Regions from separate parts of the Mus musculus genome. Here regions 1, 2, 3, 4, 5 and 6 are each linked to region 7. A link is a loop called in an ENCODE intact Hi-C map of the cell type or tissue named here. Cell type or tissue: heart. All regions are shown on one strand.

Region 1 (4,000 bases), 450 kb before region 7:
TTGCCTTTGCTGCCCATCCTGCAGCCAGGGGCTCTGCAGGCAGCATTCTGGGGGCACTCAGGAATCTCCACCCACAACAGAAGGAAGGAGACTGGTTAGCAAGGCTTGAGCATCCATCTCAGGGAAGCTCCCACAGAGATCCATCTTCAGCCTGGATTCATGAACAATCATGAGAGCTAAGCACTGAAGGCTAGCTGGACTCAGGGGTCCCTTCTAAAATGTCTGTATATTTCTAGGGGCTTTCCCCACACAGTCTTGGTCACGAGTGCTTCTTCTTCCCTGTCCCCTAGTCAGTAATCAACAACGTCTGACTCCCTTACAGACCTGTCACCTCTTTCTTTGACAGGTCCTCTAAACCCAGTGTCTGCCCTTTGACTCTGCTCTGCCCTGCAGCCTCCGGAGCACACACCACCCCAAACAGCAAAGCTGGTACTCTGGTCCCTTAAGACAAGACTGCAGACAACTCACTTTAAATTACAGACTTTGGCAGACAGTTGGGGCACGCTATCCACGTGGGCATAAAAAGCTGTTCTGTGTTACAGGCGCTATCCGAGACACTAGAGAACGTTTACAAAGTGAATTGGCAAACACACGGGGATAGGAGAGCTAAGCTTAAGTCTAATGACAGCACTGTTGCTTTTAGTATTTCCACTTAATTCCTTCTTATGCCCTGACTCAGGCTGCCCATGCATGTTACATGTGCTTGTTCCAGTAGCACTCCGTACATACTACCTGATGGGACGCCTTCCATCAGCTCCCTGCCCTCTGTTTACAGTGCAGGACACTGGCACCGACTGTCATGACACAGGCCGACAGCGACAGAGCCTCGTAACAAGCATCACTTTGTGCCCACAGCTCCTGAGGGCTGGCATCAAAGCTGTGTCTCCTCACACAGGGAAACTGTATCGTCTGCTGGGCAAGAGTGCCTGACTGGGTGACTCCTCTGTGTAAAGCCAAGTGTATCAAATGTGTCCTTCACATACTTTAAAAAGCTCTCTCTACCCATCACTTAATGTCTAAAAACGTTCAGCGTGCCTGCGCTTCTGTCTTGTTTTCAAACTGCATCAGATGTTTAATTAGGCAGTAAATATCGTCTTCAAATAAAGAGCTTAAAATAAAGTCAGAACGTGTCTCTAATTTGACCACCTGCTTTTTGAAGTCAACCCTCTTCCACTCCAGCTAAGTGTGGAGGTGAGGCAATTATCTGACTTATTCAGAAAGCAGATTTTTGGCCAAATCATCACATTCTTAGAGAACAAAGAGTATGTGTCAGATCAGCCAAAAAGCAGAACTGAACACTTTGCTCTTTTTCTACATGAATAGCGTATATGTGCCCTTGCTTCCTCCGAGTTAATTAGCTAATGCCTTCCCCCTGACCCTGCATGGAGTCAGAGATCAGAATCCAGAGTTCCAGTCTCATTCTAATGAACAGGTGGGGTTGTTTCTTGATTTGTTTGGTTTTTGTTTTATTTTGTGTTTGTTTATTTTTGGCTAGTCTTGATTTTTTAAAAAATTATTTGTGTATGATATATGTGTCTAGCAGGTGTCTGTGTGTGCGTGCACGCATGTGCATATGTGTAAAGGTGTGTTGGGTGCTGCTTGGGTGTTGCTTCCTGCCTTCAACCTCATTTTCAGCCGTTTCTTTACAGTAGGCTCGCTGGCTCTGGGGCTTTCGGGAATGACTTTGTTTCTATCTCCAGTTTCTCTGTTGGAGTGTGGACTACACATGCCTTTAACCACTTCCGGCTTGTGGGGAATCTATGCTTTATCCACTAAGCCATTTACTCAGCTTTAAACTGGAATGTTTGAAGACTAGTGCCCGTATCTCCACTCTTCAGTAAAATTTCAGCTCGGTTCTCTCATTCCTCCACTCTCACCAGTTTACCTGAAAGCAATTCCACGAACATGGGGTAAGCTGGGGAGAGCTTTACCTTTATATTAAAGCTTTCTTTATTCTTTCCGAAGGATGTGGAATCTGAGACCTCACTCAAAGCAGTAACTAGACTAACATTTACAAATTGTGTTGTATCATGTAGATAGCATAATTTAGCAGAAAAGCTAGCTTTGTATAAAAAGCCTTTGACCTTATAAAAGGTAGATTTTGCCGGAAGCACTGGGTCCTCTATTCTGCATATTAAACTCTTCTGCTTGAAAAGTTTGAATAAAATCGAATATACTGAGTGTTATGATCTGAAGGTAAAATATCTACCACAGGCTTGTGTGTCTGAACACTTGGATACCAGCAGGTGGCGCTGTGGATAGAGGTTGTGGAGACATTAGGGGTAGGGCTGGCTATGGGGAGCAAGCATTGGGGCAGGCCTTTGAAGGTTATAGCCCCTTCTGGTTCCAGCTTGTGTTTTGTGTTTCCTGTCCCCCTTCACGTGAACAAGCAGCTGCTCCTTGCTCCTGCCACCTTAGGCAGAACTCCTCCCATGACCTAACCTTTCCCCGTTGTGGTGGATTGAAACATCTTTGAAACCAGGAGCCAAAAATAAATACTTTCACTCTTAAGTCCTTCTGTGAGATATTTTGTTGCAAGTTGAAGAAGAGTAAGTAAGTCTCCCAGATTGGAGGGAGGTGGTACAGGGTTGATGGTATATTGTTTCTTTCTTTTTATACAAAACAACAGATCGCCAATTAATTGGATTTGAAAGAACAGAAGCACTTCAAACTTCTAATTTTGAAATCATCAAATGTAAATCCTCTAGGCTGACAAAGTTTATATGGCAACACAATATGTTCAGAATAAATTCTGGAAAGAGTTTGGTCTGTTCCTGAGGAGCAGCAAATATCCAGTACTGCAGCCGCTAGGGCGTGGTCCACACCTCCCAAGATGATGAGCCATCAGCTGATTCCTCTTGGTTTTGATGCTGCTGACACCTGCTCTGAGCACCTTTGTTTCCATGGTAACCAAGGGACAGCATCCTTATCCCCACGCTTTCAGAACCTCATTAAATCAGGCAGCAGGACAGCAGCTGTGTTCTCCACGCGCTACTCTGACAGCCATGGACTAATTTTATGATGCTCAGGTGATTTTGGGGGAGCTTTCTGGGCCCGGCTGTTGAGAATGTGTAGCTGGTGAGACAGATGGCAGAATAAATAAATATTGCCAAAGTGTTTAACTCATACAAATTTTCTGAAAGGTGAGAACCAACAATGGTAATTTTATTGACTGAAGTAATTTGGAGCCAACTAATAAATACAACAGGAGTAGACGCTCTTGGAGTATGTGGGTACGAGCGTCCCTTGTCGGGCTAGAAACTTCTTAGGATAACAGTACTTCATCGGAGGCACTGTTGGGTTCTAGGGTGGCAGTGGCCCCCGGCTGCAAAGGTGTATCACAGAAGCTGCTTCTTTGACGTTTCATTCTTTTTATTTTATGAAACGAGGTCTCATAAGGCCTAGGCTGACCTCAAACTCACTATATAGCCAAGGATGACCTTGAACCTACCGCCACCTTCCGGGTGCTGGGGCTCCAGGCCTAAGCCACTGTGTCTGACAGACTTCACTAATTTTCATTCCTGGATCCTTTGTTGGATTCAGGAAGAATGGCAGAAAATAGCATCCATCCATCAGGACAGAAAGGCTTAATTAAACCAAAAGGCCAATCAAAAACCCAAGGTGATGGGAAAACAGAAGGAATATTGAGTCGGTAGCCAGATTTTTGCCCTTGTTTTCCTGAAATGATGCTTGAAAGTTTGTACAACTGCAAGACATCTGGGTAGCTTTACTGGTGAAGGACACCCAGATAATCTCAAGTCCTGTTCAGACTGAGGAGAGCAGAGAGGGCATTGGACTAAAGGAGAAGGCAAGCAGACCAAAGGAGGCCATAGGCTGTCACAGTTCCCATGAGGATGGAGCCAGACACTGGGTTACAAACCCTGACCTGTTGCAGCTGGGCCTGATGCAGCTTTGTGAAGGTCATGATAGTTTCCACCTTTTCCCTTTATGTAACGTCCTGACCAACCAATGAGAGTTGTCCTTTCTCTGTCATTCTGGA
Region 2 (4,000 bases), 590 kb before region 7:
GTGGAAGGGGGAGGCTTCAGCAAAGTCCCAGAAGCAGAATGGGGCATCCTGGGTGAAGGGCCACCAGTGAGGCTGGAATGCAAGCAGCAGCCAGGCTGGGAAGGACTGGACATGCAGGCGGGGACAGAGCAGCAAAGACCTCTGTGGCAGGTTTAAGAAACGTGTGTCCTCTGCATGAGACACTTCCATCAAGGGTCCTCATGGCCAGGGTAGATGAGGCTAGTCCAAACAGTGGGGGCAGCCCTGGCTTGACACAATCCTTCTCTAGACCAGAGGGGAATGGACGGGTGGGGAGAGGAAAGCGGGCATCAGGTGACTAGGGTTTGGGGGAGCCACTGGATCTGAAGTGTGGAAAGATGAGTAATAAGGTCAGGATGAGGTGCATAAAGCAGGGGCGCTGAGTGGGGGCTCAGCTTGAGGCAGTGGCAGGCCACAGTCTGGGGACACTTGTTATGGCTTTGGAACATTTAAGCAGGTAGCAAGGAGGCAGGGGATTACCAGCCCAGCTGTGAAAGGAAGGGGAAGAGGATGCTAGATGGGAGCCCTGTCTGTGAGCCTGGTGGGAGGAGATGCAGAGGTGACACTGGGGTGAGACCTCCTACTTGCTGTCAGAGTGGAACAATCCAAGCTCTCTCAGGCAACAGATTTCAACATAAGTCACATGAGCAGTGAGCTAAAATGAGAATGGAGGTGTTAGAGATAGCTCAGATGCTCAGCCTACCCTAGAACTCACAGAGAACGACCTGTCTCTGCCTCCCAAGGACTGGAATTAAAGGTGTGCACCTCCACCATAGCCTAAAGTGTTTATTTTGAAAGTACAAAAACCTGAACTTGATCTCAGAGCTCATGGGGGGAAAACGAAAAGGTCAGGCATGCTGGTGACCTTGTAATCCTAGCACTAAGGAGACAGGTGAGTCCTTGGGGCTCACTGGCCAGACAGCTTAGATCACTTGCTGAGTATTGCATCCAGTGAGAATCTATGCCTCAAAAACAAAATAGAAGGTGGAATGACTCCTAAGGTTGTCTTCGGGCGCACGAGAGCACACACACACACACACACACACACACACCACATATATACCACCCCACCTCCTCTACACATATACCACAAACACATACACACTACCCCCCCCACACATACCATATACCACACATGGACCCCTTCACACCCACACACCCCACATATATACCACCCCACCTCCTCTACACATATACCACAAACACATACACACCACACTACCCCCTACATACACACACACACATGTACACGCACCATATACCACACACATACTCCTCCACACACACAGCACACAGACACAGACATACATACCACACCATATATCATACACACACACACACACACACACACACATATTCACTATGCACAAGAACACATGTATGCACACATGAATGATAATGGAAGACTTTCCAGTCACCTTGTGTCATTGTAACCAAGTGCCTCAGACAAATCACGTGTAACAAGAGAGAGGTCTGCAGATAGATTTGGGCACCACTGCCTGAGGTCTCTCATGCCTGTGAGTTAAGTCAGAGTCTTGCTCTCTGAGCACTATTTTGCTGTGTATGTTTGTAAATATATCTCCCTAGCATATTTTATGCTCCAGTTAATTTAGTTGACATCTAATTTAGTTGACATATAAAAATAAAATCAATTTCAGACAAAATACCCATAAAATAAGTGAAATGGCATAATAGGTTTCAAGAAATTAAAATGTAATGTATTTAGGCTTCTATTCTAAAGCAATTTCATCTAGAATAGTAGATACTGACTGTAGCTGTAATTTAAAATAAAATCCCTGTCAGTTGCACAATAACAAATGTTGCTACATATTCAAAAACTTGTTGCTTGGAATAGTTCATTGTAAAAAATGAAGAAATTCGTTCAAGTGTCCTTTAAAACGTCAAAAAGCCTAAACAGGAGGGCTTGGTGCCTTGGCGTCCGGGCTGTGATTAAGTTGTGACAATGATCATTACTTTGGCTGTAAACACTCTCACATTTCACTGGGTGAGTTCTTTAATTAATGCCGGGCTCTGTTCTGTTTATTACCCGTGTGCTTATGCTTCCTGTCATTTTCCAGTTGTCTGCTTGAGTCCCGTTTTTAAATAGTGATTTAGCAACTGATAATGCGTATTGATTCCCGTGCTCCTTCTCATTTACATTTTTATCACTTTGGTTGGCGTATTCGGGCTTAATCATTTTATTTTTATAAACAGTCATACGGTGTGCTAATTCAACTGCATGATTAAGTTTGGCTTCTGAAGAGAGTGTGTTTTAGAGAGCGGCCCTTGAAGTAACTCCGTGTTAGGCATTGTCCATGAGTCCAAAGGTCTGCTCTCCTGTGGATAACTGGAAACATAATTCTAGATTTTCAGAACTGCTTCTGTCATCTGAGGCGTTCTGAGCACTGTGCGTTCCAGTAGGGGGTGCAATGTGATTTAAAGCCAGGATCTGCACCACAAGGACGTGGTTTCAATGTGTCTTCTCAGCGGCAGAACAAGAACGCTCTCGCCCACTGTCTGCAAATCCAGTTCTGGGGGTGGCGGGGGTGTGTGTGTGGGTCACTGCACAGGGGAAGTAGGAGCAGAAATCAGGGCGGGCTAGAAAAACCAGAGGACCTGCTAAAAATTATGCATATGTAGAAAAATATTTTCTCATGTGCTTCAAGTCCATGACGTGTTAGAGTATTAGCTTTCATGCTGGTAAGATGAAGTGAACGTCAGACTTTATCTTTACGTGAAGTGATGGCCTCACGCAAACAGAGCATGCGCACGAGGATGCTCAGTGCAGCCTATTTTAAGTCAATTGTTTGCCTTCTTTTTCTTTTTCTTTTTCTTTTTTTTTCTTTTTCATTTTTATTATGATTTTTTTTTTAAGTTTTGCCTGACTCTCTTTGTTTTCTGAAATAGGGTTTCTCTATATAGCCCTTACTGCCCTGGGACTCACTCTGTAGACCAGGATGGCCTCAAACTCAATGAGTCTCCTGTTCCGTAGTCCCCAGCCCCACCTCCTTGCTGGAATTAAAATCATGCACCACCACTGTTGCCTGGTTTATATTGTTTACTTTCAATGCAGTCGTTTATTTGTGTGACCTGTGGCAGCACAAGCATGGGGATGACCAAGCATGGGGACAACTCTGCCATTGGTGTTGACGAATAAATGAGCACATACACAACGCATTTCGAGCATGGTGGGCATGCAGCAAGTGCTATGTAAATGTTCGTACTACTCTGGTGTGCGTGTGTGCGCGTGCTAGAGCAAGCATGCGCTGTATGTGCTTGTGTAACACATGTGTGCAGAAGCTAGAGGAGAATGTCAGGAGTTCTACTCTCCCATTCTCCACTTTATTCCTTTGCGGCAGGGTCAAAGGAATTTGATTGAACTCAGAGCTAAGCCTGTAGCTGGCAAGCCTCAGCCATTTTTTTTTTTTTTTTTGTCTTTGCTTCTAAGACTCCTGGTGCTGTAGGCACACACCATCATTCCTGACTTTTTATGTATGTGCTGGGATCCGAACTCAGCTCCTCATGCTTTCATGCTTGTGTGGCAAGCTCTCTTACCCACTGACCCGTCTCTCCAGCTCCAACACAGTATTTTAAGTAAAATAGCCAGGCAAGGGGGCACATGGCTTTAACCCTAGCACTCAGGAGGCAGAGGCAGGCAAATCTCTGAGTTTGAGGCCAGCCTGCTCTATAGAATGAGTTTCAGGACAGGCAGGGCTATGGAGAAAGAGGCTCTGTCTCAAAATAAAATGAAAAGTAAAACAGGGCTGGAAACGGTCAGTGAGTGAAGTGCTTGTCCTGTAAGTCTGAGGGCCAGGGTGTTCAAACCCACCCCACACAGAAAAGCCGGGCAGCCTGGAGGCTCCCTTGTAGTCCCAGGTCCTTAGAGAAGCTGGCTAGCTAGACTGGTCTACACGGGGCGCTCTGGCTGAATAGAGAGACCCTGCTAATATAAAAGGTGGAACTCATACAGAAACCCAGGCAC
Region 3 (4,000 bases), 100 kb before region 7:
CCATGAACGATTTTAAGAAAACTTCCATCAATCAGTTTTGGCATTTACCTTGTTGCTCTGTAATAAATAGTTCACAGTTAGCCACAGTATAATGACCAAAGAGAGTGACCAGCCCCAGTGCTGATATGGTAAAGTATTAAGATTTTGTAGGAATTCTTTTTTTCTTAGATATTGTACAACTGTTGTTAGGAATTGTATCATGCACCAGTCAGTTTTTTTTTATTTTTTATTTTTCTTTCTTTTTTTTTTTGTTTGATTTTTGGGTTGGTTATTTGTTTGTTTGTTTGGGTGTTTCTCTTTTGAGACATTTTTGTTTCTCTACCTAACATCCCTGGCTGTCCTGGAACTCCCTTTGTAAACCAGGCTGACTTTGAACTCACAGAGATTCCCCTTGCCTCTCCTTCCCAAATGCTGGGATTAGAAATGTGTCACTACACCCAGCCATCAGTTAGTTTTCTGCTACTGTAGAAAGCATCTTGAGACAACTTACTTATAAAGAAGAAAGGTTCATTATGGCCAGTTTTAGAGGCGTGAGTCCCATGGTCAGTTGAGGCCTTTGGTGAGGTATATCATGAAAAAAGCAAGCCCCTATATTTTACAGCTAGGTACAAAAGAGAAGAGTCAGCAACTGATCATACTAGCCCCTTCAAAGGCTCATATGTCTCCAGAGACCTAAAGACCTCCCAGCAGCCTAAGACTCCACCCCTTGCCAACTCTGGAGACTAACCTTTAAAACATCGGCCATAGAGAACACTTATCCAATCCAAACTACAGCAGGAGTGAAACATCAGGATGTCTGCAACATGCTTTGGAATGGTTTGGTGTCTGTGTAGGTAAGCATGCTGACACACTCCTATAAAGCCAGCCCCAGGAAGGCAGAGGCAGGAGGGCTTCCAGCTCAGGACAGTTTAGGCTACATAGTGAGATTCTATTTCCAAAGCCAAAAAGAAGGAGTCTTCTGGGCTCCTTCCTCAAGAGGCTTACTAGCCCACACCGAGTCTTAATAAGCATTCTCTTTCTGTTTCTCTAGTTCATGTGTCCTTGGTGGAATACTTTGCCCCAGGACACCACAGCCTAGAATTCAGTGTCCTCTGAGGCTCAGCTCTTCTGAGACTTTGGGCTTTCCCACTGTTTTTCTGACCACCATGGCTAACTTTAAGGAGTTACTTTTGGCCTGGAGTGATGGCTCAGTGGTTAGGAGCACTGACTGCTTTCTTCTGAGCTCAAATCCCAACAACCACATGGTGGCTCACAACCATCCATAATGAGATCTGATGCCCTCTTCTGGTGTGTCTGAAAACAGCTACAGTGTGCTTATAATAAATAAATAAATAAATCTTTTTTTTTAAGTTACTTTTGCTCCATCTCCCCTCCTCCCAGCAACTGCTGAGTTTTCAGTTTGCCTGTAACTGTTATTCTCTTTTTAAACACCAATAAAATTTCCCTTAATCTTTTGGTTGTTCTTTTTTTTTTGTTTTTTTTTTTTTTTCAGTTTTCCTTTAAAAACCTCAACCTTTGGTTTCTTTATTTATTTTATTTAGATGAGTACCCTGTCACTGTCTTCAAGTACACCAGAAGAGGGCATCAGATCCTATTGTAAATGGTTGTGAGCCACCATGAGGTTGCTGAGAATGCTGGGAATTGAACTCAGGATCTCTCGAACAGTCACTGATCTTAACCTCTAAGCCATCTCTCCAGCCCTCCTTTTCCAGTGTTTGGAGACAAGTTTTCCCTGTGTAGCCCTGGCAGTCCCAGAACTCATTTTGTAGACCAGGCAGGCCTTGAACTCAGAGATCTGCCTGAATCTGCCTTCTGAGTGCTGAGATGAAAAGTATGCACCACCGTGCCTGCTGCCCTTAATCCTAAAAATTCAAAACAAACAGTATCTCTACAAAGAGGGACCAAAGCTGAACTATAGATGATCAAACATGAATCCAATGGTTTCAATAGGCTTTGAGGGTTCCTTGCTGCTTTTGTTGTTGTTTGTTTCAAGTCTGGGTCTTAAGAATCTCAGGCTGCCCTCAAACATACACACACACACACACACACACACACACACACACACACACATATATGTCTATATCTATATCTGAGAATGGTTTTGTACTACTTATTCTCCTGTCTCAGGACCAATAAAATGAACTTCTGCTAGAGACTATGAAGTTATATGAAACCAACTGTAAGAACTTTGTGAAATACAACATTTAAGCAAGGATTTTAGATCCCTTTATGTATGAGTACTCTAGCTGCATGTACACCTCCACGCCAGCAGAGGGCATCAAGTCCCATTACAAATGGTTATGAACCACCGCGTGGTTGCTGGGAATTGAACTTGATCTCTGGAAGAGCACTCAGTGCTCCCAACCACTGAGCCATCTCTCCAGCCCAAGTACTGTACTGGTTCCTTTAGGTGCTACCTCTGTAATTGACCGTCCGCAACTCTTCTATCTAAGGGCATTCAGTGCTATAGGTTCTGGTGTTTGTTTGTTTGTTTTTATGGTTTGTTTGTTTGTTTGTTTGTTTTTTGAGACAGGGTTTCTCTGTATAACCCTGGCTGTCCTGGAACACACTCTGTAGACCAGGCTGGCCTCGAACTCAGAGATCCTTCTGCTTCTACCTCCTAAATTCTGGGATTAAAGGTGTGTGCCACCACTGCCCAGCTTGTCTTTATGTTTTTAAAAGCAAAGATTCTTAGAGGTGTTGGATATTGCTAGGCATGGTGGATATGGATATGGCTAGGCATGGTGGATATGGATATGGCTAGGCATGGTGGATATGGATATGGCTAGGCATTTACCTGTAATCCCAGCACTTCTGAGACAGAGGCTGGAGGATCAGGAGTTCAAGACCAGTCTGAATTATATGAGAGCTAATCTCAAAACAGAACATTCAGATAAACAGAAGCCACCCCATTAGACAAGATGTCTTGTGGGTGACTGAACTACAGGCTACAACACTAACACCAGTTCTACTTGGGGTTGTATTATCTCCATTCACAATGAGGCTCCATTCAACTGTTGCTTACAGCAAGGGGAGACTGACAACTCTATCCCTGCCCTGGACCCGGCCATTCCTCTACGTCATTCCTCCAACACAGCCCCACGCTGACCCAACTGAGTGGTGCCAGTGGTCCCTGTGACTCTGTTCTTAGTCACCATTGCTCATATGTCTGAAGCTTTGTGTGTCATATCCCTGCCCTGATACAGAAAAAGAACATTCCAAGGGCAGAACTCAAAGCAGAACATGCAAGGATGTTTGAGACTCATGGTGGCTTCTGTTTGACGCTACGGGAGTTCTCTGCTCTCCAGCCTGCTGGATAAGGATAAGGTCTACTTTATCTAGTATTCAAGTTAGATTCTCAAGGCAGTTGAAGTACAAGAACTCCAAAGGGTTAAGGACTTTGTACAGAGCAGGTCTGTCTCTGTGGCAAAATACTTGATGCTCTAAACTAGGCATGGTAGCACAGGCCAGTAAACCCAATACTTAGAAAGCAGAGACAGGACAAAATAGACATGAAATATCTATTCCTCAAAAGCATAAGGATTTTAGGGGGCTGAAGAGATGGCTTAGCAGTTAAGAGCACTGGCTGCTCTTCCAGAGGATCCGGATTCAATTCCCAGCACCCAAAGGTGGCTGGAAACCATCTGTAAGTCCATCTCCATAGATACCAGGCACATACACAGTGCACAGACATACATACAGGCAAAACACCATACACATAAATAAAAAAAAAAGCATAAAAAAAACTAACAATGAATTTTGAGGAGGAGGGGTTGGTGATGTAACTCAGTTGGTAAATGCTTGTCAATCACGCATGAAGCCCCAGCTTCAATCCTTAGCTGTGCATAAACTGGGCATGGGGGTTTGTGCCTGCAGTCCCAGCACTAGGGAGTGGTGGAGACAGGAGGATCGTAATTTAAAGTTCATCCTCAGCTGCACAAGTTCAAGACCAGGCTAGTTTACATGAGAACCAGGTAACAGGAGGGCCAAATGGGGACCA
Region 4 (4,000 bases), 520 kb before region 7:
TACAGGTTACACAGCAATGTGGATGCACTGTTGAAGTGGACCTTGAGAGGTTGTTAAGATGGGGACTGTAGCTTAGCGGTTGCACTTGCCTGGAATGCACAAGGCCACGGGCTCCATCTCAAGCACTACACATATACAAAATGGTAAGAGAAAAACTTTTTTCACAACTAAGAGTGCATACTTGCCTCCTTGCAGGAATGGCCACTGGCAGCCAGGTAATGCATGGACTCTCGTATGCAATGGGTTCCCCTCTATTCTGTCTGATCTTCATTCCCCACAGACACAGTTAGTGTCAAACAAATGGAGGCTCAACACACCTTCCCTGGATGGCAGAGAAAACCAAGGAGCAGTCAGTGAAAGAAGGGAAGAAAATCTACAGAAGATAAATTACAAACGGGCAGTAACCCAATGAAGAGATGTTCATCTTCACTGGTATCCCACGGAGAGCCTATGGAAGTGACGGGGCCTACTGCCCACCACAAAATAAGTAAAGAGTTTAGTGTCACAATTTAAATACCTAGTGTTGGGGAGGATTTGTTGAGTTGGATAACTTCAGACAGAATTGGTACATTTCTTTCTATATGAATGTGGTCATGTGTGTATATGTTCATATATGTGTAGGTTCATATGAGCATGCATGCATGTGCATGTGCAAGTGTGTGTTCATGCATGATGCTGTCAGAGGACAACCTTGGATGCAATTCTTTGGATGTCATACTTTTTTTTTTTTTAATTTTTGCTCTGATTTTAATGATTTCTTTCTATCTACTAGTTTGGGTATCGGTATTGGTTTTGGGTTTGTTTGTTTTTCGTTTTAAAAATTTATGAAAATGTCATACAATGAATTTTTGTTTGTTATTTTGTTTGTTTGTTTGTTTGTGACAAGGTTTCTCTGTGTAGCTCTGGCTGTCCTGGAACTCATTTTGTAGACCATGAACCCACAGAGATCTGCCTGCCTCTGTCACCCAAGTGATAGGATTAAAGGCACATGCCACCACTGGCCAGCCATACAATGAGTTTTTTTCATGTTCATCCCCCAACCACCATCACTACCCTCACTTCCATACTCAGCAACTTTGAGTCTTCTTTTAGTTTTCAATCGAGTCTAGTTTGTGTTATCCAATTACACTCATGGAACCTGCACTGGCATGTAATTGACCAGTTGTTTTTGTTGTTTTGTTTGTTTTTTTTTTGGTTTTGTTTGTTTGTTTGTTTGTTTGTTGAGGCAGGGCCTGGAACTAGCCAATTAAGCAAGGCTGACTGGCCAGTGATCCCAGGAATCTGCTTGTCTCTACTTCCCAGTCATAGGGATTACAAGTTTGTTTCGCCACACTAGACCTTTTTTCCATGGGTTCTGTGATTTGAGCTCATGTCTTCATGCTTGCAAGGCAAGCTCTTTACCAAGTGAGCCATCTTGCCAGCACCAGTAAGTACATTTCTGTAAGGTAATATGACAGTCAATACCAGTAGCCCTCTAAGAATTTCTATTTTCTGAACAAATGAAGATTAGCCCAGGGGACTGACAAAATACTGAGTCAAAGAGTTAGGGCCAAAGATGTGTATTGTATATAGAATTATTTACAACAGCTCAGAGCCTGCAGCTAAATATCTGCCAAAGCAATGGATGCTTAGGGACAAGGTGAAATCTTTGTAGTTATGAAAAATCAGAAGGGTGTTTTATAATATATACATTTGGTAAGATCGGTTTTGTAGAAATGACATAGAAATCACAGAGGAGTCCACCGAAAGTGGCCTGTGCCTTCTGCACGGGGAGGTGGTTATTATGGGCGTTCTTTGCCGGTCTGAGCTTATAAAATGTTCTAAAATGAGCATTTGCTGTTTTTGTAATTAGAAAACCTATGATTTCAAAAAAGCAAAATATGATGTCTCCATCCGATGATTTAAAATTAAAGTCCCCGGGGCTAGGGAGATAGCTCAGCAGTTAAGAGCTCATACTGCTCTTGCTGAGGACCTACATTTAGTTCCCAGCACCAACACTAGGTGGCTCACAACTGCCTTTGACTCTAGATTTGGAGGTGAGGAGGTGGGGGTGGGCACAGAATCTGATGCACCTTTGGTCTCCCAGGACACAGACTGCCTGAAGGGCCACAGCAGTAGCCCATGCTATAGAGCTGAGCAGTTGGCTCCATTGGGAAGTGCAGCAATGAGACCATAGATAGACAGTAACTTGTTCAACTCAGGGTATCGGTTCAGGGGCAGAGTTGGGACAGATCCTGGCTTTCCTGATAGCTAGCAACCGGCAAACACCAGGCAGCTGCCGCTATCCCACTCATACTCTTCCTGCAGGGCTGTGACCTTTGCTTCCGACCCCAACACTAGATTCATTGCCTTGGTGCACTGTGAGACCAGAGCCAGCTAGGCCAGGGGCTGTTGCAGTCGGCTAGGAACTCCCTGAGGAAAACCAATCTTAAGAGAATGTTAGGAGACCATTCAGGCAACTTTTTACATTTTCAGTTGCGAAAGCTTACAATTTAGGCAGAATGTTGCTATCTCTTTAGTGTAATGCAGTTTGTTTGCTTACTTGCTTCCTTCCTTTCTTCTTTCTTTTTCTCCTGATTATAAACACCCCACATGTTCTGACAGTTTTAGCTAATACCATAAACAAAATTTAAAAACCTGTCAAGTTATATTAATAGAAGTAAAGGAAACTCAATTTTTAAAAAATATTGTGCTTGATGGCTGCTAAGCCCAGGAAGATTGCTCCCCAAACCTACTGCGGATGGGAGGACAGGATGGTCAGTGATGGTAGCAGATCCCTGCCTTATGCAAACTCACCAAGGAGGAGCTGGGTTGTCACTCTACAGCTACAGAAGATTCTACACATGTGTGTACATACATGCGTATATGCTTACCGACATATGCCTACAGTGTGTTTACTCAAGCATATGCCTACATACGTTTCTGTCTGTGTGCACACTATACGTTAGCTCTCACGTGTTTGAGTATATACACTTCTGTCTATGTGTGTCCTAGCTGAGCTAAACAGCTGTAGCAAGGGCTGGTGGAAACAGAAGTCCTCAGGAGTTCTGTGTGGGAGCCCAGGTGCAGAGGCAGGTGTCTTGCACTCTGATGCATGCTGGAGTACAAAAGCGGGAAGAGGTAGAGCATCTACCTTCACCGGGCTTCCTGATGTAGCAGGACATGATTATTCTTAATGAAAGACTTGCTTATCTGGAAAGCTTGGCCATTGTGTAGAGTGCTAGTGAGAGATGTAACTGACGAGTCGCAGGGGATCCAGCCAGGGGAGGTTGGGAGAGGTACAATGTATCACTAAGAGCCAAATGAAACTAAGAAATGAGTTGAAGAAACCAAGATCTAAAGAAACAGAAAGTAAACAGAGGAATGGTTGTGTGTGGGAATAGGGCTTCTTTCTCCCTCCCTCCCTCCCTTCCTTCCTTTTTTTTTTTTTTTTTTAAACCATGATACTAAAGGAAGCATTCCAGGGAGTGGCAAGATGGCTCAGCAGGTGAAGGCACTTGAAGGAGATTACCAACTCACTGCAGTTGTCGTTTGACCTCCATACACATGCTGTGGCATACAGGACATGGGCACATACAAGAACAGTAAATAAAAATTAAAATGTAATAAAATTTTTTTAAAGGAAGCCCTGCTGGATGTGACCTTATTACCACCGAAAGCATCTGTATTTTGCTACCAGCAAAAGGCAGAACGCAAACTGAAAAAAACAAGCAAATAAAACCAGAAAAAAAAAAAGTCCTCGCAACAAACAAAAGCAAGAATTGCAAATTTCACATACAAAGAGCTTTGTCCATCAATAAATCTCTCAAAAATAAAATGGATGTAAGACAGGAAAGTCTCACACGCATGCCCAAAGAAGTCAATACAAAAGGCCAATAAGCAGGGAAAAATTGCCTTCAGTGGTAATCAAGACATGAATTACAACAATTGTGCGCCTTTATTTCTTTATTTCTTTTTGCTGATGAAATCAGCAGAGATTTAGTGCAGAATTTAGGTGGGA
Region 5 (4,000 bases), 140 kb before region 7:
CCAGATTGGGGGTAAGGACTACCCTTCTCTGTAGGAAAGGGAAAGGAAAAAGGAGAAGGGAGTGAGAGGGTGGAGTGGAAGGAGAAGGGGGAGTGGGGTTGAGATCGGAATATAAAGTGAATAAATAAAGAAGTTAATGGGAAAAAAAGAGAGGTCTCTCTGCTTGGGGCTACCTGACTCAATAACCTCTGGCCTAAGGCAATTTGAATAATTCCCTAAACTAGCATCAATCTCTCTCTTATCCTGAAGGTGTCTTGTTCAGCTCTCAGTCACCAGCTCCAAGTCTGGGCATAACTGCTAAACAAAAGATGTTCATTTTGCACGCGGGCAGTGGTGGCACACACCTTTGATCGCAGCACTTGGGAGGCAAAGGCAGGCAGATTTCTGAGTTCAAAGCCAGCCTAGTCTACAGAGTGAGTTCCAGGACAGTCAGGACTACACAGAAAAAGCCAAAAAACTTTCTCCCTGGAAAAAGCCAAAAAACCACCACCAACAACAACAACAACAAAAAAAAAGATGTTCATTTTGTGGGTGACCAATCACGCAGTCTTCTGGGGACAGATGTTTAAGTACAAAAAGGGGTAATCAGGCACACAGGGACAGTTGACCCTGCTATGTTTGTTTCTTATCTTCCTCTGTCTTTCCCTCACTTAGTTGTAAACATATCTGTACTTCCTGGGAGAGAGCAGTGGGAGACTGGAAGGCCCCCAGGAAAGGGCTAGCCCCATCACAATTGGCCATGTGCAGAACTCTGCCTAGTCAGTGTTTCACAGTCCATACTGGGCAGGGTCATCAAAGAGAATGCCAAGCCTAAACGCCACTCCACAGCTGCTGGCCTCCAAAATGATCTCTCTTCGGGTGCTCTGAGCTGAAGCATGCCGTCCACAAAAGCATCCCGTGGTTTCTCCCTCTGGCACTGAACTATGTGTAAGTCAGTATCAAAAAGTAAAAGAAAGAAAAAAAGTGCAGGCAGGGAAGACATTTCTATAAAGTAAGGGGTGTGTGTCTATGTGCGTGTGTCTCTGTGTGTGTATCTGTGTGTGTGTGTGTCTGTGTGTGTGTCTGTGTCTGTGTGTGTATCTGTGTGTGTGTGTCTGTGTGTGTCTGTGTGTGTTTGTGTGTGTGTGTGTGTGTGTGTGTGTCTGTGTGTGTGTGTGTGTGTGTGGTGTAGATGGGAAATTAGGACATCCTGCTTCATCACTCTGTCAGCCTTTCACTGGGAGCTTGGGGCTAGGCTGGCAGCCAGCAATCCCCAGAGATCCTCTTGCCTGCCACCCTAACATGGCTGTTTTCAGGTTTGTGTGCATTTTTTTTTAATGTGTGTACTGGAGATCCGAACTCAAGTCTTCACACTTGTGGAGCAAACACTCTTACCCACTGGGCCATCTTTCCAGTCCCAGGAGGTGAGATGGTTCTTCTCTTCTTCTCCCGCCATCCTCAAGTACTGGTGGCTGCTGAAGAAGGTTAGTTCCACACACTTTCCAGACTCTCGGGGACTCTTTCCAACTGCAGCTCCCAGACATGGTGGGCCTGGCATCCATACAGGATCCAGACATGAACCCTGAGGGTGGTGGGGACAATCTGTTTGAGGGGAGAGGTCTACATACACTGTGAAGCAGACCGTCAGGAAACCCTGCCGTGAAGTAGATCTAAATCCCCCACCTCTAACAACACTCTCCCACTTTCTCTTTCCTGTCAATATGCTATTATCTCCAGTGGCTCCTGTCCTCCCAAGAAAAATGAGGCAGGAAATAGACAGTGTAATAGGAAATGTGGAGAATACACATTTCCTGTCAACAATGTGCCTTACTAATAGGTCGTCAGATGAGTATTTTATTAGAACAACCATAATGACGGCAACATTAACTCCAGAGACAATCCAGGGAGGGTCTGAGTCAGAGCAGGACAAGGAGAACCTTGCCAAGAAACAGCACGGGTAGGGGCTCGAGAGCCACAAACCTCCCCGTTCTAATCTTAGATCTGGCTCCAGTTTCCTATTGGCCATGTGCCTGGACTGGACGGGGACTCTCTGTGTCCCCTCCTTTCTCCCTCTCTGGCCTCTGGTGGGTACCACTCCCCAGCCTCTATACCTCCCCAGGCTCCCTCTGGATGCCTGCTGATGAAAGAGCCCTAAGCAGATGACCACCCCCCCCCAAGGTACTGAGGACTCCCAAGGCTGTTATGAGAAGCAGCCTCCTTCATCTGCAGCGGTTCCTCCCAGCTCCTAGGCTTCATCAAGGGGAGGCTGATCTAACTGGAACCAGACACTTTCCCTGCCACACTCCCACAGAGCTGGGGCTCAGAGCCCAGGTCCATTGCAGCTTGCCTGGCAGCCCATGCAACGGATGCCATCCAGGGACACAGATGCCCCCAGAGTACAGAAGAGAAGGCAGCAGACTGCTGCTGTTCATGTAAGTGTCATGGTTGAAAGTGTCCCGTGCTAGAAATCCCCTTGGTAGTGCAACAGCATTGGGGTGGAGCCAATGAGGCTCTGTCCTTGAAAATGAATTCATGACATGGCCTTGGTAATGTCTCTGTATCTCAGAAATGGACTTGTTATAAAAGCATGTAATGGCAGGGGACGGGGTGGGGCTGAAGAGATGGCTTGGTGCTTAAGAGCACTAGCTGTTCTTCTAAAGAACCCAGATTCCATTCCCAGAATTCCCAGTACTCATATGGTAGCTCACAACCACTGTCTACAACTCCAGTTCCAGGAGATCTGATGTCCTTTTCTGACTTCCGCAGGCACACGGTTCACATGTGGTGCACAGGCAACACACACACACACACATTTACAGCCTTCTTCCTACTATAGGATAATACAGCATAAAAGCTCTGTCAGATGCCAGAACTATGTGTTTGGAGTTAGGCACCAAATTATTTTTTTTCATTATAAATTACCAGTCTCTAAATACTCTAAAATATACTCTAAAATAAACCATGAAAGCATGCCCCTTTCCTAGCTTTAGAGAATTCCACAGGCATCAGAAAGCAGACTCCCAGTGGTGAAGGCCCCTCTCATGAGCTGAATTCAGACCCTTTGACCCTGGATTCACAAAGTGTTGTAGACCTGTGACTTTGGTGAATGTCCACCTCCCCTGAAGGACTATGCACCCCACAGGGCAAGAGTCAGTCTAGCTTTGTTTACATCTTTTCTTGGAGTGTAAAGCTGCCACGACATTTTTAAATTGCCCAATAAATATGTGTCTGTGGGTACATGGGTCTGTGTGGCACACCTGCAAATGTATAACCTGTGTGTGGAAGCCAGAGGACAACATCAACAGGCACTGTCCACAGCAGGGTTTTTGTTTGGTGTGTGTTTGTGTGTGTGTGTGTGTGTGTGTGTGTGTGTGTGTGTGTATGCGTGTGTGCATGCTGCTGCATATGTGTGCAGGTCAGAGGACAACTCTGTGGCGTTGGCTCTTTTTTCCACCTTTACATGGGTTCCAGGATCAAACGCAAGCCATCAAGCTGTTTGGCACAAACTTCCGACCACTGAACCATCTCTCTGTCTGCTCCACTTTATCTTTTTGAGACAGAGTTTCTCATGGGTCTGGAATTTACTGATTAAGCGAGACTGGCTGGCCAGAAAGCCTCACAAATCCTCCTGTCTGCCTCTCCAGAGCATGTGTCACCACTCCTGGTTTTTATTGTTTGGGGTTTAAGCATAATTCTTATTTAGGTGTTTGCATCTGTGTGAGTTTATGTGCACCACATGCATGCAGTTCCCACGGAGGCCAGAGAGTAGTAGTTTCCCTGGAACTGGAGTTACAGCTGGTTGTGAGATGCTTGATGTGGGTGCTGGGAACTGAACCAACATCTTATGCAAGAGCAGTATACATTCTTGACTGCTGAGCAACTATCTTAACACACTTGCTATTGCCTTAGCATCTCATTTGTGTGTGGGACTGAGGCCCACTGAGTAGCAAACCTTCCCAAGAAACATGGTAAGTCTTTTCCTGCTTAAGATGGCATGATACCCAGAAACCAGTGCGTATCT
Region 6 (4,000 bases), 150 kb before region 7:
GTCTGCTTTGGGCTGAGTGTCACATGCTGTAGCAGGAAACTGCTAAGACGTGATCTTGCCTCATGGTTTGGCACCTTTGCCTGGAGTGTGGGCAGGGGTGATAAAACGTCACTTCCCAGATTAGATTCCAAAAAGGCTTTAACCTTGGGCTGGTCCATTGCTCTGTGGATAAAGGTGTTTGCAAAGAAGGACTAAGGACTTGAGTTCAGTCCCTGGGGCCCACATAGTTGAAGACAAGAACCTCCTCCCAAGGGCTGTCCTCTGATGACATGGTGTATGTGAAGTGTGTACAATTTGACATCAATGGCAACCTGTGGTAAGGCCTGTGTGGCAGGAAACCAGGGTCACCCACTACCAATGGCTAGCAAGGACAATTTAGGTGTCCTTCCCTCAGCTCACAGGTTTATAGTGAACACACACACAGCACCTAGTGGGGATTCTCCATGGCTTGGCTTTCAGATGTAGCAATAGTTCTGACCCACCACCTGACTCAGCCCTGCATAAGCCAAGAAGTGGGGGAGGGTCTACAGCTCAGCCCCACCAGAGATCCCTATGAACAGAAAGTATAAGAAGTACTTGTTTCATCAGCTGTATTTAAAGGCAATTTGTTGTGTAGCAGTAAACAATACTATTAGTGGAGGCCTATGACATTGCTCTTCATTAAGTCAACATAAGTAAAATATCAGCAACTTCTTAGGAGTCAATCTAAACTCTTTAACCTAGTCGCTCCCTCTGTATCCAGGAAGTTCTAATGTGATTGCTCTTATAACACTGGGGCTTTAACTCAGGACCTGAGACATCCTAAGCTAACACAATCTACCACTGAGCTACATCTCCATGCCTAAGCTATGTACTACTTAGCTTCACTCCAGACATGTGAAAATGGGCTCTCAGAGGTTACATGACACCCCACCCCAACATGTGCAGTGTCAGAGACCTGAACTCATGACATCGATTCTTAGGTTCTTATTCGTGCTCTGAGACAAACACAGCATAGTACCCGGTGCCAGGAGTCATGCCAGGCCCAGGGAACAAGCGAATGGGAAATGGACCATAACCACTCAGGAAATACAGAGTCTCTAACAGGCTTCAACGAGAGATCTCAACTGCCATGGAGGCAGAGCCAAATTTGGGATCATTTGGGCGGTGGGGGATCCTTCAAACTCCCCAGCTGACCCAAGGGTTGAATATGAAGCACGCAGCCATCAGACAGTAGTTGTCTCTGATAGATAAGGCAGATGACATTTGTCCAAGGGGACCAGTTCTGTCACAATTCCTTCCATCTATTAGTCACTATCTCACAATTATTTTGCCTTTTCTAATCAGCACACAGGCTCTTAAAGCCCTCGCTTGAACACATTCATCATGTCCCCTTCTACGTGGGGAGAATCAATGTTATTTACTGTGGCTAAGCCCACAGAACCCATTTGTAACTAGGGAAGGGTTTGTTGCTGCCTAAAACCAGGCAAATGTTCCCATCCTTGGAAGGTCTGCTCTGTCCACAACATGGCCCAGATATGTCCAGGGGGCAACTCAAGGCACTCAGTAAGTTCCTTCCCTTAAATCAATAATCAAATCCTCCTGTCTTAGTTAGGCTTTTATTGCTGTGAAGAGACACTATGACCAAGGCACCTTTTAATAAAGGACAACACTTAATTGGGGCTGGCTTAAGGTTTCCCAGGTTTAGTCTATTATCATTTCAGAGGTTTAGTCTATTGTCATCAGAAGCATGGCAGCATGCAGGCAGGCATGGTGCTGGAGAAGGAACTGAGAGTTCTACATCTTGATCCAAAGGCAGTCAGGAGACTGTCTTCTGCAGGCAGACAGGAGATTTTCTTCTGCGGTGGGCAGAGCTCAAGCAGTAGGAGATCTCAAAGCCCCGCCTACACAGTGACACACTCCCTCCAACAAGGCCACACCCACTTCAACAAGGCCACACCTCCCAATGGTCCCACTTCCCGAGGGCCAAGCTTATGTAAACCACTACACATGCTCTGTCTGAGTTACTCCAGGAACTGCTTCTGCTGTCTTCAGACTGTCTCGGGGGACTGTACTGAGAGAGATTGCTCCCAGCCCTCTGCAGCCACACTGGTCTGGCGCAGCTCTAGCAGGATCTTCAGATGAGGAATAAGCCAGGACACGGAAGATCAAAGGAGATGCCTCTTCCAAAGACAGAAGACATCCAGAAGGATATCAGATTTGATTCTCCATCTGGGTCAGAACCATGAGGTCATCACTTATCAGCTGTGGAGTCTCTTGGGAAACAGGGAGAAGAAACTTCCGTTTCAATTCACAACCGTGAGCCCTGCTGGGAAATCTGTTCCAACTTCAAAGAGCCCCGCCCTCCTCGTAGCAGATCTGGCAATATTTCCTGGTCAGGATTGGCCCCACCCTACAGCTCCCCCTATCGTCCCCACACAAAATAGACAGGCTTGTCTTACAGACTCTTCATCTGGGGGACCAACAACAACTAAAAAGGAGGCCGGGATGGAATGAGCAATATCCCAAGGCAGGGATCCAGCAGCCTTTTCATTTCTTTCCTTTTCGCATTAAAGTTCTCCCTGTCAGCCTGCCCCACGGAGAAGCCTCATGGGAATTAAGATATTCCAGATATTCTTAGAAAAATGAAATGTTGAAGAATGGCTTCCTGAGCTGATAATAGCGGTACATTTGAAAAATAGGCCCGAATGCCACGTTTAAAAGCCTGGAGTCATAAAAGGCATTATGAATGGATAGAGTGCGAACCTCTACAAGCAGACTTCATTGATGTCACCGTAAACGATGAATGCTGTCACTCTTTTTTATATATAACAGGAAGATATGCCGCTGCATCCAGATCTCAATGTAGGCACTGTCAGGCTCACTGGAACGGCATTGCCTGAGCTATTTATGACAATACGAGAGGAAATACAAGGTTAGAAGATCTTTATCTGCTGTCTGTGGAAACGTGCTTCCACGCTGACGCGCTCGTGAAATAGCCTGTGACAGTGAGGGAGCTGGAAAGTGAGATTAGACAGTGCAGGAAGGACTGTGTCCAGACAATACTGATGCTCACACTGGTGAGCCCCCTGGGCCTTTCTCCCAGCATCCTCCAGGAAAACCCCATCCTGGCATTGACAGCAGCGGCTGGTGTATCATTCACAACTGATCCAACCAGGAATGCTTGTTCCACCTTCCAGAATGTAACGAGGCTTCTAGGAATAGCTGCCAGCTGGGGACTACATCTCCCAGACACCCTTGCCTCCAGTGTGGTCCTGGACATGTTTACACCAATTAGGTGAATCTGGTGAGATCAGTACTTTTGAGTGGCAAGTGGGCGTCGTCCCTGGTTTCTCTCCCTTTCTAGTAGCTGGAGATAGCGGAGTCCCAGGTCCTAGGGGATAGTGGAGCTGAGCATGAAAGGACCTGAATCTTCTGAATGACCCCACAGAATAATAGCTCCCGACTCAGCACCAACCAGTAGTCGCGCTGTATGTTAATGAGTACACTACTGAGCCAATCAAATTGCAGCCTATATTACCGCAGCTAGTCTTGGGTTGACTAGAACAATTAGCACCGGCCTTCTACATCACTCACTCAGTTGTCTGTCCATCTGCTCCATCACATGAAGAAATGTGAAGTAGAAACCTACAGACATGGACTTATGAGTTACCCCTCTCCTTATGTGGTCGGTCACTCAGGTGTCTCTGGAAAAGCACTTCTTCTCTTTCAGCCTTCATCTTCATTTTGGTAACTTGAAGATTTTAAAACTCCTGAACCATAGTCACAACAGCCAGAAGGTGGGAACAACCGGTCAACAAATAAACAGGGGTGGGGGGGGGGGAGGGGATGGCAGAGAGAATGGTTAATATCATTTTCTGCTCTTGCAAAGGACCCAAGTTCAGTTCTCAATACCCACACCAGTCAGGCCATCACTGACATTAACTCCAGCTCCAGACGATCTGATGCCTCTGGACTTCAAAGGCATCAAACTCACAAGTTCATACACACACACACACAC
Region 7 (4,000 bases):
TCCCACCCTCTCACACACCTGGGATGTTGGTCCTGAAGCCCAGTCGAATGCTGCCCCTTTCTTTGCTCCTTCCCGTCCCCTGTGACAGAGACTTGATTTTTCTTTGGCCTTGGGATTTCAGGCAGCCAGTGGGCTCTGGGAGCCACACAAGGCTATGGGCCCTGCTCTTGGTGAAACTTGGGTTGGTGACTGGAGAAGGCAGGCATCTTTCATTGGGGTGACATAGCCACCAGGCAGATAGGGTGAGCAGCAGGGACTAAGGCAGAGAGAGACTGTCCCTTTAGAATAAGGGAAGAGCAGAGAAAATCCTTCAATAGGTTCACCGAGTGCTGAGGCCTTTCTGAAGACATAGCTGTCATTCTAGCAGGACATTGAGGCAAATTCAAAATCCCTCCTTGTTAGCCTGTCTTTGGCCACCAGGTACTTTGTGATGTAAGTTGTGGCAAAGGAGATGGCAGGCTGTATGGAGATGCGATCGGGGGCTCCTCGAATCCCATTTGGCACCTCCCACATTTTGGCGCATTCTTACTAAAAAACTAAGTATGCCATATCATAATCAAGAAATAGCTGTGTGCTCTAAGTGGTATCCTGTTGCCACAGCAACGGTGTTTGAAGCAATGGTCAGAGAATGTCGTCCCATGGAGTGTCTGGGGTTAGGTGGAGCATGGTGTCGCTCCTGGAACATGACTAGTTAAAGCACACCTCTTTCCTGCATCATTCCATGGCTCCTGACTGGCCAGCTGTGGTTAGGCAGAGGGAGGCTCTGCTGCTTCTAAGCCCTCCCTATCTAAAACCAGGAAATCCAGGCCAGGGAGGTAGTTTAGTACTAAACGGAAGGTACTTGCCACCAAGCTTGACATCTGGAGCTTAAACCCAGGACCCAAATGGTGAGAGCCCAACTCCTGAAAGCTGTTCTTTGCCTCCCACAGGTCTGGTTGAATATGCTCCTCCCCAAAGTTAATGAAGAAGATATATAATTATATTTAAATGGGAAATCCTTCTTACTTTCCCTCCTCTGCCTGCTTAGTGTCTGCTCTGGGGGGAAGGGCATGTACTCTGAAGTCTTACAACAAAGGGACCTTAGGGTCAAGGAACAATTGCTCAATTGTGTGCGCGCCCCCCCCCCCCCCCAGGTTTTAGTCTGATGGAAACTCTATCAGGCTTGTGGAGAACTGTGTACCCTCCTATTTATTCTGTCTTAAATCCTCTCACTGCCAAGTTGTTCCCATCGTCCATCACCAGGATTCACATATCTCTGAATGAGAATTGCAAGCATAAAGGAAAATTACCCCTTAGGGCAGTTTGTGCCCCTTTGCGGGACAAAACCTCACACTGTGGGTCAGGAAACTCACTGGCTCTTGGACCACCTTTCCTTGGCCTGCCCTGTGTGTGTGTGTGTGTGTGTGTGTGTGCGCGTGCGGGAGGGGGGAGACCTTGGCTCTCAGGGGAGGTGTGAGACAATGGGGAGGGAGTCACATCCCACCATTCAGCATCCATGGCTAGAAGGGAGGCCAGGTGCCTTCTGCCTCTCTTGCTTCCTAAGACACACAGTGCTCAGGCCTTTCCATCAAGGGTATTTGACGTATTTTCTCTGGGTTCTTATGGAGTTCACATTTGAGACCCAGGCAAAGATATCCCAGCTTTGCAGTCTGGGGATGTCTAGGCAGGGTGAGCAGTGCCCTCTGCTGGATCAAGAGCCTCATCGCTGGGTAAAATGTTTCCCGTGGGCTAATCTTGCTCCCAGCATGACAGGTTGACCACGGGGTAGGGTGGGACTGGTCTTGTTTTCCATTGCTTTTTTGATAAGCAGATAAAGGCTATAAGATGCAGGTACTGAGACATGTGTTTTGGACCTCACCGTGTCAAGAGGTAACCCACTGAAGTCTTTTATGGGACAGAGTGTTGCCAAATTGGGACAGTCCAGAGTCAGGGACTTCTGTGGGGTCAAACTGAAGTCAAGAGGCAGGCGTGTTTAAAACAAAAACAAATCAAGATCTTAAGACGCTTTAAAAATGTTTTATTGTTGTAATTTGTAACTAACCTCTAAAATTGCTTTTACTAGACACAGATTATGGCTTCATACGTGTTCACTTTAACTAAATCGAAGTTATATTAGAACTAGTAATTTTTCTATGGGCAAATAGTTCAAGCTTAACAAGAAGTATTTTATTTTGCTATTTCATTAGACTTGCGTTCACTTTTATTTTTAAAGATTTATTTTATTTATATGAGTACACTTCAGACACACCAGAGGAGAGTATCCGATCCCATTACAGATGGTTGTGAGCCACCATGTGGTTTCTGGAAATTGAATTCAGGACCTCTGGAAGAGCAGTTAGTGCTCTTAACCGCTGAGCCATCTCTCCAGTCTGTGTTCACTTTATTAAAATATAATGACATATTATCTAGTGTGCCTCTTATGTCTATCCTGTAGTTTCCATGTTGTCAAGGATCCACGGCCTGGTGGGTCTCACTGTGGTCTAACTCTCAGGTCCAGGCTGCTGGCCGCCATCCTACCTGTGCTTGGACACATCACTGAACCCCAGGAAATGCACTGTATATGTACATTTTTGTCACAGGCCATGGACTCTGCCCACAGTGATCACTAGGGTACTGGGTCATCGCCCCCACCCAACAGCTGTATTGTGACCCCTCTGCAGACATTCTGTGAGAACTTCCAATATTGTGTATGCTTTCTCCTGTTGGTGGCATTCTCTACTTGGTTAAATGAAAATTTCTCTTGCAACCGGGACAAGCTTTTCTGTCCCATAGCAGATGAGATGACAGATCGCATTCCACTACACAGACAGGCTCTTTGGCCACAGAGCACACATCACACGCCTAGGTGGGGAAGAGTTAGCGACTGCTCACCCTGAGCAGCCTGAGCGCACGCCATCATTCTATGCCTCATAATCTGAATGGACATTTGCTTGTTTGCTTTTATCCCTCTCTGTTCTGCCTCTATTATTAACTAAAATATTTATTTTCAAGGCATATTTGGAGGACAAGGGCTTTTAAAATGTGTGAAAATTCTAGAGAGTCTCTGTAGAATGTGACGACCCACGCTGGATTCTCAACATGACCCAAATAAAACAGCCAATTAGGAACATGAAAGGATCTTTCTGCTTAAGTTCTCATGCCTTGTTTATCACTTTTAGCACGCGAAAAATATACAGAAGTCTTGAGGCTCGCATTTGACACTAGGAATGTATTTGTATGGGCTAAGAGTCCCAGCTCAAAGTAAGACCACACCACTTGCTTATTCCAGGAAAATCATGGTTTTAAAGCTAATCCTCATCGGGCAGGGGGGCGGGGGGTGGGGGGTGGGGATACTACCTTGACTGGTTCACCTTTAGCCTGGTGGATTTCCGTGGCACAGTGCAACCCTTTCTTCGGATTTACAAACCGTGTAACTCCCCCCACCCCCTCTCTAATGTTGCATTTCAAACCCAAGGCCATATAGAAGTTAATAAAGGCCAGCTCTCTACCACCAACATAAACCCTCTAGATTCTGTGAAACCCCCGACAGTGGCACACTCTGAGCCGGCCAAAATTATTGACAGTGTATTTCATTTTTACAATCTGGATTAGTCTAGTTGAGTCAGTGTTGGTCACACAGTATGCCATTTTATTTTTCTAGTGTGGAATCAGTGGTTGGGCTGGGGGCAGGCATTAGAAGGACATGGCTACCTGTGTAAGTTGTCACTCTTCAGTATTCTGAAGCTATGCCGATTGGAAAGGCCATGGCTGAAGCACGAGCTATCGGTGTGTGCATCCCAAGTACTTGTGCTTTTGGGGATAGAAGATGGGGCTCTAACCAACTGAGAGTACCGAGCAGGGACTGACTGGCTGGGTCGCCCGCCCAGCACTGGGCTGGGCTGCGTGGAGAAGCCGCTTCCTCTTGTTACTGGATGGTGGACTGGCCTGTCTGTGAGTGAAACGTTGTGCATATCTCAGGATGGGGTTCTTTTAGGAAACTTCTAGGACCTGAATGGGGGAC

What was found. A loop is a pair of places that touch in the nucleus more often than their neighbours do. Peaks named below come from ENCODE experiments on the same cell type or tissue, not always from the same donor. Only the 100,000 strongest peaks of a DNase experiment are listed, where the experiment ranks them.
Region 1: it touches region 7 in a loop (2.4-fold over the local background); 2 of 42 quality-filtered maps call a loop at or near these places.
Region 2: a loop joins it to region 7, with 4 times the contacts of the local background. A loop is called at or near these places in 23 of 42 quality-filtered maps.
Region 3: it touches region 7 in a loop (7-fold over the local background); 18 of 42 quality-filtered maps call a loop at or near these places.
Region 4: it touches region 7 in a loop (4-fold over the local background); 4 of 42 quality-filtered maps call a loop at or near these places.
Region 5: it touches region 7 in a loop (5-fold over the local background); 4 of 42 quality-filtered maps call a loop at or near these places.
Region 6: it touches region 7 in a loop (2.8-fold over the local background); 4 of 42 quality-filtered maps call a loop at or near these places.

The regions. Positions count from the first base shown.
Region 1 is chr7:133,476,387-133,480,386 of GRCm38, reverse strand. No RefSeq gene overlaps it. Among named protein-coding and RNA genes, the nearest start is that of Tex36, 120 kb to the left of the region's middle. In heart, a CTCF peak has its summit at 2,224 (motif pointing right); no DNase peak of the experiment used is centred here.
Region 2 is chr7:133,619,346-133,623,345 of GRCm38, reverse strand. No RefSeq gene overlaps it. Among named protein-coding and RNA genes, the nearest start is that of Edrf1, 16 kb to the left of the region's middle. In heart, a CTCF peak has its summit at 2,428 (motif pointing right); no DNase peak of the experiment used is centred here.
Region 3 is chr7:133,132,030-133,136,029 of GRCm38, reverse strand. All of the region lies in intron 2 of 4930483O08Rik (RIKEN cDNA 4930483O08 gene), which reads right to left. Among named protein-coding and RNA genes, the nearest start is that of 4930483O08Rik, 5.8 kb to the right of the region's middle. In heart, CTCF peaks have their summits at 1,330 (motif pointing left), 1,551 (motif pointing right) and 2,253 (motif pointing right); no DNase peak of the experiment used is centred here.
Region 4 is chr7:133,554,298-133,558,297 of GRCm38, reverse strand. No RefSeq gene overlaps it. Among named protein-coding and RNA genes, the nearest start is that of Tex36, 46 kb to the left of the region's middle. In heart, a CTCF peak has its summit at 1,985; no DNase peak of the experiment used is centred here.
Region 5 is chr7:133,174,932-133,178,931 of GRCm38, reverse strand. No RefSeq gene overlaps it. Among named protein-coding and RNA genes, the nearest start is that of Gm35567, 39 kb to the left of the region's middle. In heart, no CTCF peak of the experiment used is centred here; DNase peaks (open chromatin) are centred at 1,981 and 2,251; H3K27ac peaks cover 1,034 bases; H3K27me3 peaks cover 36 bases.
Region 6 is chr7:133,184,434-133,188,433 of GRCm38, reverse strand. No RefSeq gene overlaps it. Among named protein-coding and RNA genes, the nearest start is that of Gm35567, 30 kb to the left of the region's middle. In heart, a CTCF peak has its summit at 2,415; DNase peaks (open chromatin) are centred at 2,023 and 2,333; H3K4me3 peaks cover 1,513 bases; H3K27ac peaks cover 708 bases.
Region 7 is chr7:133,030,423-133,034,422 of GRCm38, reverse strand. It overlaps a transcript of Ctbp2 not described here. Among named protein-coding and RNA genes, the nearest start is that of Ctbp2, 17 kb to the right of the region's middle. In heart, a CTCF peak has its summit at 1,683 (motif pointing left); a DNase peak (open chromatin) is centred at 1,672; H3K27ac peaks cover 896 bases.